Regions from separate parts of the Homo sapiens genome. Here region 2 is linked to region 1. A link is a loop called in an ENCODE intact Hi-C map of the cell type or tissue named here. Cell type or tissue: MCF 10A. All regions are shown on one strand. Each heading gives the region's core, and the rest is flanking DNA. Links, peaks and the distances in the headings are about the cores only. Region 1 has its middle 530 kb from the start of VRK2. Region 2 has its middle 560 kb from the start of CCDC85A.

Region 1 (8,747 bases), core at 404-8,403:
ACTGTGGAGAACTACCATATGATCCAGCAATCCCACTGCTAGGTATAAATTTAAAAGAAAGGAAATCAGTATATTGAAGAAATATCTGCACCCCCATGTTTATTGCAGAACTATTCACAGTAGCCAAGATTTGAAATCAACCTAAGTGTTTCTCAACAGATGAATGAATAAAGATATGGCACATATACAGAGTGAAATAGTATTCAGCTTTAAGAAAGCATGAAATCCTGTCATTTGCAACAACGTGGATGGAACTGGAGGACATTATATTAAGTGAAATAAGCCAGGAACAGAAAGACGAATTTCACAGGTTCTCACTTATAGATGCGAACTAACAATGAAAACAATTGAACTCATGAATAGCTAGAGTAGAATGATTGTTAACAGAGGCCAGCAAGGAAGGGTAGCAGGGAAGAGGAGAAAATATGGAGACAGTTAATGAGTGCAAAAACATTCTTAGATAGCATAAGATCTACTATTTGATAGCAGAACAGAACGAGGTGACTACAGTCAAAATTTTTTTTTGTATATGTTAAAATAACGAAGAGTGGAACTGAAATGTTCCTAACACAAAGAAATGACAAATGATGGTTAAACACTTGATAATGATAAATGATACCTCAATTACCCTGATGTGGTTATCGCATATTTTATGACTATATCAAAACATCACATGCATCCCAGAATATATATACCTACTATGTACTCATAAAATTAAAAATTAAAAAAATTAGAATATCCATCAAAGTATTAGGCAATATAACACTTTTGCCTCCAAAAATATTAATTTATTGATATTTGGTAATTTGCCTTATACCTCTTTTATAATATATTATTATTATGGTATAGATACTGTACTGCTCAATAAATATGAATAAATTTAAAACCCCCGTTTAACCCAAAGAAACAACTTTTAAAAACAGCACTCTTTAATACTTAGGAATACATTAGGCACCTGAAAAATTATGCCTGTACAAAGTGTGTGTTACTATGAATCCGGTCAAAGAGCAAGAAATACAGCTTAATGGATATAGCAGTGATTTCAGTGTCAGCCATTACTAGTGATATTTCCTATATATCATTGACTTTAAAGCAATTACAGAATTAAAATCTTCTGCAAAAACAAAAGTGCTTCTCCAAAAGGGTAACATTGCCTATTTGTCTATTTGACTATTTCTTTCCTTCTCTCCTTCCTTCCTTCCTTCCTTCCTTCCTTCCTTCCTTCCTTCCTTCCTTCTCTCTCTCTCTCTCTGTTTCTTTCTTTCTTTTGACAGGGTCTCTCACACTGTCACTCAGGCTTCAGTGCAGTGGTACCATCATAGCTCACTGCAAAGTCTAACTACTGGGCTCATGCAACCCTCCCACTTCAGCCTCCTAATAGCTAGAACTACAGGTGCACTCCACTGTGCCCAGCTAATTTTTTTATTTTTATTTTTGTAGAGACACTGTGTCACTTTGTTGGCCAGGCTCATCTCTATCTCTTGACTTCAAGTGATCCTCCTGCCTTGGCCTCTCAAAGTGCTAGGATTACAGGTGTGAGCCACCCTGCCCAGCCTACATTGCCTATTTTCTACCAGCTAGATCAATCTGATACTCTGGTCCACAGACATAATATAAATACAAATATCTATGTCTATTTGTAGCGAACTTTCTGAATTCTAGAAATTTCCTCTTCCTTACTTTCATAAAAAAAAATGTGGTCTTTTCTCTTTAGGATTCTATAATAGCAATTTCAAACATTTACCAAAAGCTTATTTTACTCAGGTCATCTTTTGACCTCACTCCAGAAAAGATAACCAGTCCAGTTACTCTTATGAATCTATCATTACTATTATAATACTTTTAACTTGTACAGTGCTTTGACGTTTTCAAAATGCTTTCATATATTTCAGTTTATTTATTCCATAATGGTTTATAGAGAGTTTAAAATGATTATTTTTTTCAGAATTACAGATGAGGAAATAAAAACTTAGCTAAATTAAATTAATTTTCCAAGAACAAACAGTTCAGGGAGATATTACATTTGGATAAAATCTGAGTCTTCTAATTCCAATTCTAGTGCTCTTTTCAGTAGATCCTGTTTATAAAACATAGCATTAAGCATATCAAGTCAAAATAAAATACTTTATAAAATCTAAATTTGCCTAATTAGAACTAAACAAATATACAAAAAAACAACTTCTATTTTAAAAGTCTAGGTTTATAGTATATGTATTTGCTACATATCCTGATAAATGGAGAATAAGCTATGTTTCTAATCTGCACTATTATTATCTCAGAGGTACTAGCCTTATGACCTTAGGTGGGTTAGACATTCCTTTTATCACAGATGCTTCTTCTAGTTCTATTACTGAGGATAATAATTTCTTAGAGTAGAGTTTGCCAAATAGTAGACACTCCATAATTGAGGGTGATGGCAGTTGTTACAACTATAATTCCCACTACTCTTATTCCATCTAAATCTGGGTGGTCTTTTAATGCAGGGAGCCAGCATTGTGCCATTTATTTCTTTGCCCTGGAATGTCAATAGGGCAGGGTGAAGGGTTAGTTGGAAGATGGCCCATTTACCAGGTTTCATTGACTCTCTTATCCAGGATACTTTTGTTGGCTTAGCTTATTTACTTAAATATTTAAATATTTTCTTTACTTTGCTATAAAATTAGAGTGATGTTAATATACAATGATGATAATTTAATAATTTGTAAATAATCTGTAGACTGCAAAGTGTCAAACATATTACAGTAACCCCTGCCTTCATCCATGGTGGATGTGTTCCAAGGCCTCCAGCAGATGCCTATAAGTGTGGATAGTACTGAACCCAATATATACTGTTTTTTTTCTTTTACATACACATCTATGATACAGTTTATACATTAGGCACAGTAAGAGATTAACAACAAGAACTAATAATAACATAGAATAATTATAACACTATACCATAATAAAAGTTATATGCATGTGGTCTCTCTCAAAATATCTTACTGTACTGTAACTAAAACTGCTAAAAGAAAAACTCTGGAAAAAGGGGGCCTATTATCTTGTTCCATATAGTAGGTTTAATTAATCATAATATGAGCTAAATAGTCACTATTCCTTTAAGGGTTCACGTCATTACTTTAATTCATAATCAATATATGTGTTAGACAAATACATTGGGAATCAAATGGAAAACAAATATAGGACAAATATTTACGATTGACAAACACTTTATATCGATATGGGAAGCAAATGTTAAAAGTAATCTGTTTCTATAATACACACAGGATACGTTTCTGCTAACCAGCCTCAGAATCTATAATTGTTTAACCTCCCACAAGGGTAAACTGATAACATTTCCTTTTATTCTGCACTGTATTTGGCTTTCAAATTAATAGTCACATTCTGTCTAGAATGTTACTGGCAGATAAACAGATGTCTGAAAGTGGCTGAGGACATTTCAGTTCCTATAAAATCCTCTTGATTTTCTGTGTCGATAGAATTCGACTTTACTTGCAGTTGCAGTTGAATTTTGACACAAAGGTACCCATGGTATTAATACCTTATAACCACTAGATGTCACTATTCTCAAAGCAATAAATTAGAATTGTGCTATGATGTAATCTAAAGAATACAACATTTGCAGTTTGCATGTCTCTCTCTCTCTCTCTCTGTCTCTCTCATTCTTTTCTCCTTTAAATTTGTGAATTTGGTTTAAAGATAAAATTAGATTCCTAAAAACCGTTCTGAAAGTAAAGCAGGTTGATATGCCCAAATATACACTTTATTCGTTGATACTGATTACTATCAAACTGAAATTTTCTGTATTGTAAGAAAAAATGATAAGAAAATACAGAATTAGGGCAAAAGAAATGGGGTTTTCCCAGGGGTTTTTAGCCTCTCCTAAATACCCATAATCCATTTGCAAAGAGAAGGACTGAGAGACAAAGGAAGTTGTGTTAGCATGAAAGAAAAACGTCATGTCACTTTTCTTTGTTTAGTAATTTAGAGAAAATGCATCCCCTGTATTTGTATAAATAACACAATTCACAGATATGATTCTACTCTGTGAGAGACCCAATTAATAGAACCAGTCAACATTACATGAGAACTCATAAAATGCTACCCTGAAGAAGTGGCAAAGAACTGTCTGTAGCAATTCCTTGGCTAGAAAAAATAACATTTTTCAATTACAATTTTCAAGGAAAAAAAGCTTGGAAAAGCATTATATATTTAAAATGGTTAATATATAATGAAAGGTATACTTTGTGTAATATTTATAATCCTATTTCTAATTTCTAATTCTCTATATTTTTCGAAGAACAAGTATACTTTCTTGTTTAAAAATAGATAAAATGCACAATATGCCATTAATACCACACACATCCTCCGTCCTTTCTCTGAATATCGATAGCTGATAACTCCAAATGCTGCATAATGGGGCTCTGGATCTGAGGAACTTACCATCCATTAACCTGTTAAGAAAATGAACGACCTATAATATCAGAAAAAAACATGAAACATGTTTTACTCACCTCACTTTTCTCTAGACTGTGCCTGTTTCTACTTTTACACCTAGGAGATATCTGGCAAACTGTATTCTATTAACCTGAAAGAGAAGCCCCTGGCAACAAACTTAGATGATTTATCAAAGACCCTACTTTTCAGTAAGAAAGAGAAACAGACATGAAGTAATATTAACAAAAAGCAATAAAGGATTCAGAGACATCATCTAGGTAATTAATAGAGCCACTGAATGGAGCTTACCAAGTATGGCAATGGCTGTAGCTTATTGAATAATTGAAGGTAGTAATTTTCTTCGAGTATATTAACAAAACAAATGTCTTTGAATAGCTATTCATTCATTCGTTGACTCATTTTTTCATTCAACAAATATTTACTGAGTGACTTACTAGTCCAGGTACTATTCTATCTACCTGATCAACAGCAGTTAATGAAAGAAAACAAAAATCTGTGCCCTCCGGGCATGTATGTTGCAGTAGAGAAAATGACAGGAAATAGTATAATTGTCTTGTTGTTCATTTTTTAATGAAATCTAAATTGTTATGATACTTTTAAGAAATGCACCTGATAATACCCAAATATTTATTCTTTAACCATCTTCAAATTCTGTAACTAGCATTTCTGTAAAACTTGCAACATACTAATATGAAATTATAACATATTTAATAGGTTTTTGTACTAAATAGCATTTTCCTATCCAACAGCAGTTATTTTCCATTTTGCTCAAGAGCTATACTATCACCAAAAAAGAGTATGTATATATTCAAAGGAGGATATATACATATCACACACATGATAGAAAAGCAAAACTATTTTATCTCTTCATGATTTTGTCATTGGTAAATTATCTAGAAACCTTTCTCTGTATCAATATATTTTGATATATACAGGGATGATTTCATATTGTTAGTGTGTTTTCAAAGTAGGCATATCATTTTTTCTCTTCTAAAGGATGTTATTAATATGCTAACATCAAAAGGATGTATGTTTTGTCCACTGAAATTGAGGGTTTGCTCTAATTAACAAATTTAGTGGCCTTTTCTCAGTTTTCTCCCCCTTGACATTTTATTATGGTGTTAGTGATGAATGCATTGTATCTTTATTAGTAACATATATCTTTAAATGTACTTACAAAATCAAGGCATAGATATAAAAATTGAAGAAGAGTATTTCTTAGAGGAAAGCAAGTATCCATGTCAAAGGAAATTTTCGAATACATATAGTCTACATGGATTTAATCACCATTTCTTACATAGAGATTAATGCAAAACTCAGTAAAAAGGATGATAATTCTGAGTCAATTTATAATTTTTCATTTATTAGTTTTTTTCTTTGTTGTTGTTGTTGTTGGTTTTTTTTTTTAGATGGAGTCTCTCTCTGTTGCCCAGGCTGGAGCACAGTCATGCGATCTCAGCTCACTACAATCTCTGCCTCCCAGGTTCAAGCAATTATTCTGCCTCAGCCTCCTCTAAGTAGCTGAGAATACAGGCTTGCGCCACCATGCCTGGCTAATTTTTGTATTTTTAGTAGAGACGGGGTTTGACTGTATTGGCCAGGCTGGTCGCGAACTCCTGACCTCGTGATCCACTCACCTCGGCCTCTCAAAGTGCTGGGATTACAAGCGTGAGCCACCGTGCCTGGCCCGTTTATTAGTTTTTAATCTTATATATTTGCTGCTGCCTTATTTGGTAAATAATATTTAACATTTTAGTTTCGAAATCCTTAGAAATAGCTAGGTTAATTTCTTTTGCTTTTCCTTTTTTCGTCATCTTTTTCTCCTCATATTCCAATAAACAATCACTTTTTCCAGAAGGCAGGTGAAGTTTATAGTCACTTCTCTGCTGCTGCTGAGATGGTGCCCATCCTTCTGATTTTTTGCCATTGGGATCTACATCCATAGCCACTTTCTTCTTTCCTTTTATTGCCTCTTCATTTCTTTTATTTGATAAACACTGGATTTCCTGGATTGAGCTTCTGTGTCTCTGTGTCTTAAACCCCGTCTTTCTTTTTTTTTTTTTGTCTATATTTTGGAATAGTTTCTCAACTTGAACTTATAAATTCCTAATGCTGTATTCCACTATAGCCATTTAATATTAAAATCAGTACTTTATCTTTTATAAATTAAAATTTTGATTTCTATATACTTTTTCCTGTTTTATGACTATTTCACATCATCTCTTCGATTTATGGGTGGACTCTTCTTTAATATATCTAGGAGAATATTAACTAGAGCTTCTTTTTACATGTTCTTCTACTGCCCACATTACCAAGTCCAGTAATTGTTTTCTTTCTTATTATGGCCTATTTTGCCTTTCCTCAAATGTTGGCAATTTTTTGTTTGGTTATTTGCGTTTATCGAGGAATGGCTGGCTGACTAGGTAGCTGGTGAGGGTTTTCTTTGCATTGGATAGGTTTCTTGACTATAGCTCCTCACCTATGAATATGAGGGCTAAGTGAGGTTTCTGGTAAATTCATATTTTTGTCATCAAGCAGGCTTTCCTCTAAGGTGAGGGGAAGGGATCTCTACATATGTTGTGTTTTTGGGTTTAGCAAATAAAAATGCAAGATGCCTAGTTAAGTGTGAATTTCAGATAAATAATAAATAATATTTTAGAATGAGTGTGTCCCATGTAATATTTTGGGAATATTTTAATTATTTTTGTATATCTGAAGTTCATACATCCTGGTTTTTTTGTTTTTGTATTTTATCTAGTAAACCTGTTATCAGGTCAATGTTTATGGAAGCTCAGCTATATCTTAGATTCTGCCTTTTGTCTTTCTACATTCCAGTTATCCATTTCATTTTACAGAGCTTCTTAGATAAATTGACCACAGTGATTAGTGAATGGGGTTGGGGACACCAGCCATATATGTATGCAATCTTATTCACCTAATTTACAACCCCTGAATGCTCTTCTGCTTTGAGCCACTCATGGGCACTTTTGCTCATAGTTACACTGTGAAGAACGGCACTCCCGTGATGCAGTTGTAATCTGTGCTTTGCTTAAGTTATCAATGAATCTGCATTCTATCTCCAGAAATTTTTCAAAACATCCGAACTGAAAATGGCATAGTTTTATATTTTTAGCACTGTTGTGCATCTATTTGTTTTGTTTTATAGTCTTTACCATGGGATCTTGGAGGGGAAGAAAGACTACATGGATGACAGGAGCCGTTGTCTTCCAATGTGTATCCACACCTCTCATTCGGAATTAATCATTCATCCTATGCTCAGAAAAATAGAGACTATTTGATAAATTATGTTAAAGATTTCATAAATTCTGAACTGCATTTCTTCCAGCTGCTACTATATTTCTTTGCTGCAGTTTACACTAAAACTCTTCACAATAATTTACATTTTTTTTTGTCTCCAAACCTCTCTATTCTATTGAAAACTCACTTGAGTCAGGCTTTCATCACAACCATTCTATCTTAAAACTGAAGAATAAGAGAACCATTTTCACAGTTTGTAGACTATCTCACTTCTCAGTGATAATGTTAGGCATTATTCAAACCTGTTTTGGCTTCAAATATAGTGTTAATTCAATAGCTAGGTGTATGACAAAAATAGTGAATATGGATCCCTGCTTCACAATTTTTCTCAAATACATTCAAGATGGATTAACTACATTAAAAAGTTTCACCTAAAAAACTACTAGAAGAAAACATTGCTAAATATTTAAAAAGTTTCGGGGCAAAGAAAATTAAACATAATACGAAAGACATCATTCATTGAGGAAAATAGTGATAGATTTAACAAAAATAATTTAACAAATTATTTAACAAAAATAATACTTTTGTGAATTGAGAGAGTGTAAAAGTAAACAAATAAAAATGTTAGATAAATATTTGCAAGAATTATTGATAAAAAATATGACACTCAATATGTAAGTAATCTCTTAAGAATCAATGGAAAAAAGACCCAATACCAAAATGGGCACAGGACGTAATCAGACATGCTAGAAAGGATGATGTGCTAAAGGCTGGTGAAAAGATCATTCTAAAATGCTCAGTCTAATTATAATTGGAGAAATGTAAATTAAACAGCAACTTGCTGCATTTTGTTGCCTATTAGGAGTACAATCTTTGAAGAATATCAGTTCTCTGGGAGAGAAGAAAGTAACAGCCTCTCTTATGCATGGCTGGCAGATATTTAAATTGACAAAAAAAAAAAAACCCACAAAACTTTCTAGGGAACAAAATGACAATATTCAAAAATAAAAAAAAAGGCTTACAATCTACATATA
Region 2 (8,747 bases), core at 374-8,373, 770 kb after region 1:
GAATCAACCTAAGTGTCCAACAATAGATGAATGAATAAAGAAAATGTAGTATAAATATATAATGGAATAGTAATCAGCCACTAAAAACAAAATTCTTTTATTTGCAACAACAAGTATGAATCTAGAGGTTACTATGTTAAGTGAAATAAACCAGACACAGAAAAACAAATACTTCATGATCTCACTCATATATGAATCTTAAAAAGTTGATCTCTTAGAAGGAATGATGAGAACAGTGATCATGTAATGATTTTCATACCAACATTTCAAGTCACTGGGGGAGTTTATACCTTAAAGGAAACTTGTAAATTGTTTTGTATTGTTAAATATTTTTTAATGTGAAAGGGAATTCTCTGCAGGATATATCAGCTTTTTTATTTATTTATATTTATAAGGTTTTCATATAGAGAAAAAGTCAATAAACTTTTTCTGTAAATGGAAAGATAGTAAATAGTTTAGGTTTTGCTGGACATAAAATGGTCTCCGCCAAAATTGATCCTGCTATTATAATGTGAAAGGAGCTATAGACAACACAAAAGCAAATTAATTTGTTTCAATAAGACTTTCTTTGTGGTCACCAAATTTATAATTTTATATCATTTTCACAGGTCATGAAAGATTCTTCCTTAATTTTTTTCAACCATTTAAAAAGATGAAAAACATTCTTTCTTCATAGGTTGTGTAAAAAATAGATGCTGGGTTATAATTTGTTGGCTCCTAATTTTAGACAATCTTGGGGGTTATGGTAATTAGAACACATAGAATTTATTTTTTCTTATTCCTAGACATAAAGCATGAAAAATATTAGGTCCTCAAGCAATCCATGATACCTATCTATAATTCCCAACTGGGTCTTAAAGGAAAGATAAGGAAAAAGACAAATCACAAAGACCTGTGATTGAGTCCCAGCTGGTTGTTTCACCTCCACAAACTGTGTCACCTTGGGCAAATTACTTCTCTGTAGGCCTCACTTCCTTCACCTATTGAAGAGGTTGATTATCCCCACTTCACAATGTTACTATGATAATTTTTTTAAAAAGTTAATAATATAAGTATTCACCACTGTGTCTGGTACCTTAAAAATGCCTCTTAAAGATGAACCTCTTTCTCTTTGGTTAAAATAAAAATAATTTACTGATTATAATCAAATCCTGGTATTCACTTAACTGTAGTTCTCAACCTTGGCAGAATATGAGAACTTCCAGGAAGAGTTATAAACTTTTGATGATAGAGCAACAATCCTAACCAAGTAAATCAGTATCTCTTGATGGATGGGACCCAAGACTCAGTATTTTTAAAGCTTCCCAGTGTGCACCCAAGGTTGAAGGCCTTCACCTTTCACCTTGCTATTTCTTAAACAAAAAAAATGAAACATCAATGCTTCTGTTGTCATCATGTAAATGTTGGAGACATTGGTAAGCAGTTTACTTGGTCATTTATCTCTCTCTCTCAAATAGACTTCTCTTCTGCTCCACTACCTGCCCCGCCACCACTCTTGACATCCCACTGCAAGTTGTTTGGGTTATTCTTTATCACTGAGCTCCTACAGTTCCCTATCTCCTCCAATTTTTTCTTATCCTTCCCTCTAACCCCACTTCATCATCACACAGACAGCCAAGGAGGACCTGGCTGGAAAAGCTTGTAGCACGAGCACATGTATCAACTGGAAAGGGAAGGAGAGACTGAGGACATGACCATATCTCTGTGGATACCTAGGAAAGAAATCAAAATTGCTGAAATTGGACCCTCCATCATGAGCAGCCAGAGAGGCAATAGTAATGCCAAGTCTATACAGGATTGCTAAATGACAGGAAGACACCAAAGGTCAACTGGAGTGGCCACATTAGAGGATTCCACTCCAGGTGACTGTAGTAGTCTCAGACAGTAAAGGATCGGAGTTACAGCAAACAGCACAGTACAGAGATGTGATTTAGTGGCCAGTAATGTATATTTTAATCATATTTTTAATTTAACTTTTATATTTTTCATAACTTCACATTCGATACATTTTTCAAATATTAGCATTTGAAAAGCATGAAGCAAGGAGATTGTTAATTCTGTTAAATATATTTTCACTTTTTTTTTTTTTTTTTTACAAAATGCCAGGGTTGCAATATCACGCCCCCCAACACACACACACACACACACACACACACACATACATACAGTTCTGGCATTTTTCCCAGCATTGTAATCACCGCTTCTCGCATCTCCTGATGCGTATGAAGTTTTAGAGGATCTCTTTCTGGCCACCCTCACTGCAGATGAAGCACCATGACCTAGAACTCTCTCTCAATGGGCACTGGTGTTCCAACCAAACTGGCTCAGCTAAACCTTTCCTACCTCACTCGCCAAGCCTTCATGCACATTCCGAAGGTTAACAGTATCCTCTCTTCCAAGGGCTGCCAACAATTAGGTAAGGCAAAGACTGAGAAGATAAACCATATTTGATTGACACCAAATCAATAAATCTTGAATTGGCTGGCTCTTAAGGGGAGATGAAGAAATGGACTCTGTGTTAAATGTAAAATCAGCAGTGGCAGAGCACTGTCGTGAAATAAAAGTTAATATTATCTCAGATTCCTGACAACCATATGACACGTCATGATTTTTAATATTAGATAAAATCTGGGCACCTGTCATGTACTTAAAGCAAGCCACTTTTTTTCTTCTTTAAAATTTTCTTCTAAGACAAATGCATTAACTACAGAGAACAACCTCTCATTTCTTTTTCCCTTCTGCCTCCCCCATCCTGTCTCTCATAGCTCACTACTTTCTCTATTTCCCATTTTTTTTACATTTCTAAGAAAATTGGCAAAACCTTGTTTTTAATAATCCACAGAATTAAAAAAATTATAGTTGGGTATATATCTAGTCACAATAAGCTAAATAACAAATTCAAAATAAATAGCAGTTTCCTTTTGCTCACTTGGAAGCTAAGAATGATTGTGTAAAGGAAACATTTGAGTAGGAATTCACTGCCTGCTGCTGAAAGCCAGGCTTGCTGTAAACATGTACACAATTTAACAAATGAAGATATATTTGTCCAAACATGACCTCTACAGGGGTCTCACAATTCTGCTGTTCCCATTTCATTTCCTTGAGAAGTAAAAGTTACTTTAAAACCTATAGACAGATCCTCATCTTAAGAACACTGCTTGATTTCTGCTCTCCATACTCCACAGAAATATTGAAGACCTAAACTGATTATGAAAACCTCAGTTACCATATTTCTAAATATATTGCATTATTAACAGATGTCACCTGGAAAATAGTTCAAACATTTGTGGTCTCCTTATTTTTAAGTTGCTATCAAGCTTAATATATGCCTACTGATGCTAAATCTGCAGATATAAGCAAAACCTCCACAAAAGCTTAAAACAACTATTTGAAACAACCACAAAAATATGGAAACTTTGTAAATAAAACTTTTGTGAGATAAAAAAAAATACAAAAATCTGCTCCCTCACCCCAGAACCCAGGGAAATGCTATTCATGAAAAAGGAAAGAAAATACTTCCTCACTTTACCCTTGTCAGGGAGACAAAATTTTACCTCTACCCTCCTAGGGTTTTAGACAGAACCTAATAATTAAATTGACATAAGTCAGATTAACCAGAGAAAAGCATAGAAATTTAATATAAATTTTATGTAATACGGGAGCCCTAATAAGGAAAAGAAGACCCAAAAATTGACAAAACCTAAAAGCTAATATATTAGGTTGAAAACAGAGAGGCAATTGTGGAAAAGTAACTAAATTCTGTGGGGAAGCTAAAAGATGACAAGAATTATTTTGACAAGGTCTGTTTGCACAAAATTCTCTGGGCTATGACTCCCCACTGAAGAATGTTTACCTCCTCATGGTGTAAGGGAACTTTCACAAGGGAGTTTTTAATCTCCTGTTTTCAGAAAAGGGGAGATTAGGACGCCTCTCATGCATTTGCTGTTTTTCAAGTGCATTTAGATCAAAGTTACCTTTACGCCAAAGTGGCATATTTCGGGGTGGCATATTTTGCCACACTTACCCTTGTTCCCTCAGTCGGGTGGTATTGAGAAATGTGTAACATGTGTCCAGATTTTCAATATGCACTATTCCACTTACCGCAGCTACTCTGGGAGAGCCTGAGGGAACACATCAGCAGATGAGTCACAGCTGTGAGCTGCCTGGCCTATGCCAGCATGTAACAGGCTGTCTCACAGGGACAGGAGTGAACTGTGGAGGTCCTGGAGGCTCCCCAGCTTCCCACAAAACACCAAACATTTCAGATTCAGAACTCAAAGACCTGTGCCCCATCAGGGGCTAGGGAATCCGTATTCCCAAAATAACAATAGAAGCTGATAAAAACCAAAGTTAATGGACAATAAAGATACTTCCTCATACATGCACAAACATTGCTAATTTCATGGCTCCCAAAAGGGAGACTTAAAAAACTGCAAATTCCAGTGTTTTCGACAACAAGTAGTGGAAAACAAAAATCACCACACTCATGTCCTACTATCTTATTAGAGGAAGAGAGGAAAAGTTGAAGTCTGTATATCATTCATCTGAATATCAATGTGGAAAGAAAACTGCCTTTTTAAGTCTTCTACTAGCAAATTTTATCAGAAAGTTTGTACCTGGTCTAGGAAAGTAGCCATTTTGACTTATGATAACCTCATAATGTTACACTAGGAAAGATGGCCAAGCAGCGAACAGGCCTACCTTCTCACCTAGTACAATCATCTGTCTGCACACTTCTTTGAGAGCATGGAGCAACGCATGCTCTTCTATAGCAGTAGGGGATGGTATTTAAAAATATATAAGCTCCAAATGGATAAATTAAAGAGCAAATATTGAGATTTCAAATTACTTGCCCAATATCATAGTATCAGAATAAGACTCAAACCAAAGCTGCATGTTGCTAAAGCTCATTCTCTTATTCTCTATAACTTGCTGTATCACATCTATACATCCCACCTGAAGTGACTGCAAGTGAAAAAACACTAGAAGAGTATTTTTTTTTCTAAATAGAAGGGAAAAGTTAGATGTTTCATTGTGGGTTGAACCAGAAACTAAATTACATTAACCTTTATAAAGCAGAATTTTCACTGGACTTACTATTTAAACAGCTTTAAATCTTGGTCCATAGTGTTCAAGATCACAACAATAACAAATATTAAATAATAAATGTCAGACTTTATTACTACCATAAAATTAAATTAGAAATTAATTTTTAAGTGCTTATATAACATTTAGAAACAAATATAAACTTCTATTACTCAGATTAATTAGGATATTACAATGAAAACAATAACACATTTAAACCTAAAGACTTGCATAGTATTATAAGTTTCCTATAACAAACTGGCTAAGGTCTTAATCAGAGGTAATATAAAATCCTAAATGTATTTATTACATAATAAGAAATATTAAAATTGGTCAAATCTTCAACTCAGTGAGTCAAAATAAAATTAACAAAATAAACCTAGAAAGAAATAGAAATACTTAAAGCAAAACCAGAAATCAATGAAAATACAGAAAAACACTAGAGAAGATTAATAAAACAAAAAGTTGGTTCTTTAAAACTATTAATATTAATATAGATATTACTAGTAAAATGAGTAATGTTACAAATAATATATAGTTTAAAAACTAGGACTTACCAACAGAGTAAAGATTTTAAAACAGAATAACACAAAAATATTATATAAATAAATTGACAACCCAGATAAAATTAAATATACATAAGAGATTTTTAAAATTGACTTAGAATTTAAAATAAAAATAAAATAACAATTATTAATTAAATATAATTAATAGCTAAAACCCCATTTCCCCAGCCCATTACAAAATGATTCACCAACACCCCTATGTCCCCCTGACACACACAAACACACACACATATACACACATAACTCTTCAAAAAGCTCAGGTCACATAATTTCAAGAAAACCTTTAACAAATCTAAATCTCTAAAAACAGATAAATTTATACAATGCAAATTGTTTCAAAGACTAAAAAACAAAGGTATCCAACTCATTCTATAATGAATTTATAATCCAAAATCAAAATTATGCAAAGAAATACAATAAACACACCAGACCCAGTTTTTGAAATAGCAGCTAAATTCCTAAATAAGAGCAAATCAAATTTATCAGAGCAAAAAATAACAATGCCCCATCATCAAACATTGCCAGTACCAGAAATGGAAATATGATTCACTCATTCAGTAGAAAAACTGTTAGCAAATGAGATAGTAAAGAATTTCCTTAAACTGACAAAGGGCATAAACCTCAAACCCACATTTAACGGCAAATAAATATTATTTATTTAAGCTAGAAGGGGAACAAAGCATGTGTGTCTGTTATACATTCTACATTTTATGTTTAAAGTGTTTCTTCATAAAATTACAACCAAGTACAGGTTTTGAAGAAAGAGAGAAGGGAGGGAAGCAGGGAGGAAAGGAGGATGGAAAGAAGAAAGAAATGGAAGGGAAGGGGAGGGAAGGGGAGGTGAGGGGAGGGAGAAAGAGGGCATAAGGGGAGGGCAGAGGAAGGAAAGAAATACCTCACTATTTATTATATACCGTTTCTGAAGAATCCTATTAATATTAACAAAAGATTGGACACATGCAAGGACACTGGGAAAAAGGAGAGTAAAAAATAAGATTGTACCACCGTTCACCTAACATTGACTAAGGAGGGGAAAGTCTGAACCTGGCACACTCCTGTGCCTGCCATACGAGATGTTAGTTATAAAAGGATGGAAATAGTTTTAATCACATTTTGTTGTTTTATTAAATGAATTAGTCTTAAAACAAATCATCCCTGGTGACCTAAAGAATTTCTTATTACTAAATTTGCTTCCCAAATACCCTGATATGTATAGACATTGCCCTAGAGCGTAAATGTAAATATCTATTACACAAGGAATGCTCACTGCCTTTTGTAAATCCTTCTGTTAGGCTAAGTTAGATGTTAGTTTCCTCCAACTTTGTTTTGCTTCTGTCATTCTCCCTAAATGTGGCCATACTGTGTGCCCTGGCAAAACTAAATTTCTCAGACAGTAAAACTTAGAAGGAGATTCTCTAATGTGTTTTTCCATATCGCCAGTTTCTGTCAAAAGGCTAGTTTGCCCCCTAGCAACTATCTTGATACTTTTTTAAATACCAATAACACCTACTTGAAAGAAAGTTACCTAGCATTGTTTAATGAGATCCTTTAAATTTTTGAGACATGCTTAAACACATTGAAACTGTTTGTGTGTCTTGTAATTCAGCAGTCTCTATACTTTTGCCTCCATATGTCATGGTGTAATTTATTCCTATTCTGAAAAACTTTTACAACTCCCATGGTTTTCATTTTGGTTTTATTATCTTTTTCTTGATATCTTCTGTGTGTTTGAGAAGAAAAGACATGAAGCTATGGTCCCTAAGGTTATTGATCAATCTAGCAATGAAGAGAATTCTTGTTTCTCTAATTTTATGCTCTTCTCACTTTTGAGTTCTCATAGCAATCATTGATAAGTGTAAACTGCCACCCAGAAAATTGCTAGAAATATCTCGGGAGCTGTTGGACTGCAGGAGTGAGAACTCATTTTAAGATTTAGTACACCCAAAGGAATAGGCAGTGTCTCTGTGGGGAAGAACCCCATACCATGATTCCTCTTTTTTTAATCTTTTGGAAGGTATGGCAGAAGTTGGCTATAAAACTCCAAGTGACTTTCTAAATAAATACTAGTGACAGAAAAGGCTATTACCTTGCTTATTCCCATGTTTGAAACTATGTAATACCGATTCATCATCCCACTTCTCTCCAGAGTAGTTTCTTTCTCAGAAAAGTAAGGTCCAAATGTTCAAATAAGTAAACCAGTCATATGGGAATAAGCGATCACAAACAGAAGTCTTTTCTGTGTCTAGGAGAGGGAATGTACTAACAGCTCTCAGTCATCTTGAAGGTGAGTTAATTCATGTAAAGATCCACTACCATGAAAACATTTACATGAAGAATAGCCCAAGTTCAATAATAACATAGCAAAGATATCTCAGGAACACAGAATGGGTTTGCAAGTTTTCAATACAACAGTTACTTATTTCTCTGGAAGCATTTAGAAAAAAGGAGGAAAGAGAGAGCGAAAGATTCATTTCTATTATATCGTCAACTTCTGCTGTGCCACCAACCAGATCTCGTAACTATGTCAATGTTATGATCTCTCTTAAGGAACCCGTACTTGTAAATTCCTGCACTTTTACCCTCCCCCATCCATTGGAGTCCCTCCACAGAATCTATTACCTGAATCACATACTATTGACCAGGGTATTTTGCATACGGATATTTGTAACACATGTATTTGCTGTGCACTGTCATATGCCTTTAGCTACTTATGGGTTTAGCTTAAATGGGGGCTATAGTGCATCATGTAAATTAGTCCAGGGACAAAGTCTATAGAACACAGAATTGTCATTTCATGATTGTGTTAAGAATATAGCATATCAAACTTGCATAGAAAGTAAAATTAAGAGTTATATCTTGAATAAGGTTTAAATTGAGGATCTCGCAGAAACAGGGATTCACTGTATCTTGTGGGAAAGATGTTAAGGAAAAATGAATAAACACTACTTAATAAGAGAACAAATTGACAACTTTCTATGACCATTAAATTCCTGTCTATGACACTTCTTATAAAGTTTCAACCTAGACAAGGTATGGACCATAGTAGAGAAGGAGCCATGTTTGTAGACTGATGCAGATTGAAATGGCCATTTTTGA

What was found. A loop is a pair of places that touch in the nucleus more often than their neighbours do. Peaks named below come from ENCODE experiments on the same cell type or tissue, not always from the same donor. Only the 100,000 strongest peaks of a DNase experiment are listed, where the experiment ranks them.
Region 2: a loop joins it to region 1, with 4 times the contacts of the local background. A loop is called at or near these places in 5 of 110 quality-filtered maps.

Annotation. Positions count from the first base shown.
Region 1 is chr2:57,511,750-57,520,496 of GRCh38, reverse strand. No RefSeq gene overlaps it. Among named protein-coding and RNA genes, the nearest start is that of VRK2, 530 kb to the left of the region's middle. In MCF 10A, for the core only: a CTCF peak has its summit at 3,527 (motif pointing right); no DNase peak of the experiment used is centred there.
Region 2 is chr2:56,737,093-56,745,839 of GRCh38, reverse strand. No RefSeq gene overlaps it. Among named protein-coding and RNA genes, the nearest start is that of CCDC85A, 560 kb to the right of the region's middle. In MCF 10A, for the core only: no CTCF peak of the experiment used is centred there; a DNase peak (open chromatin) is centred at 4,139.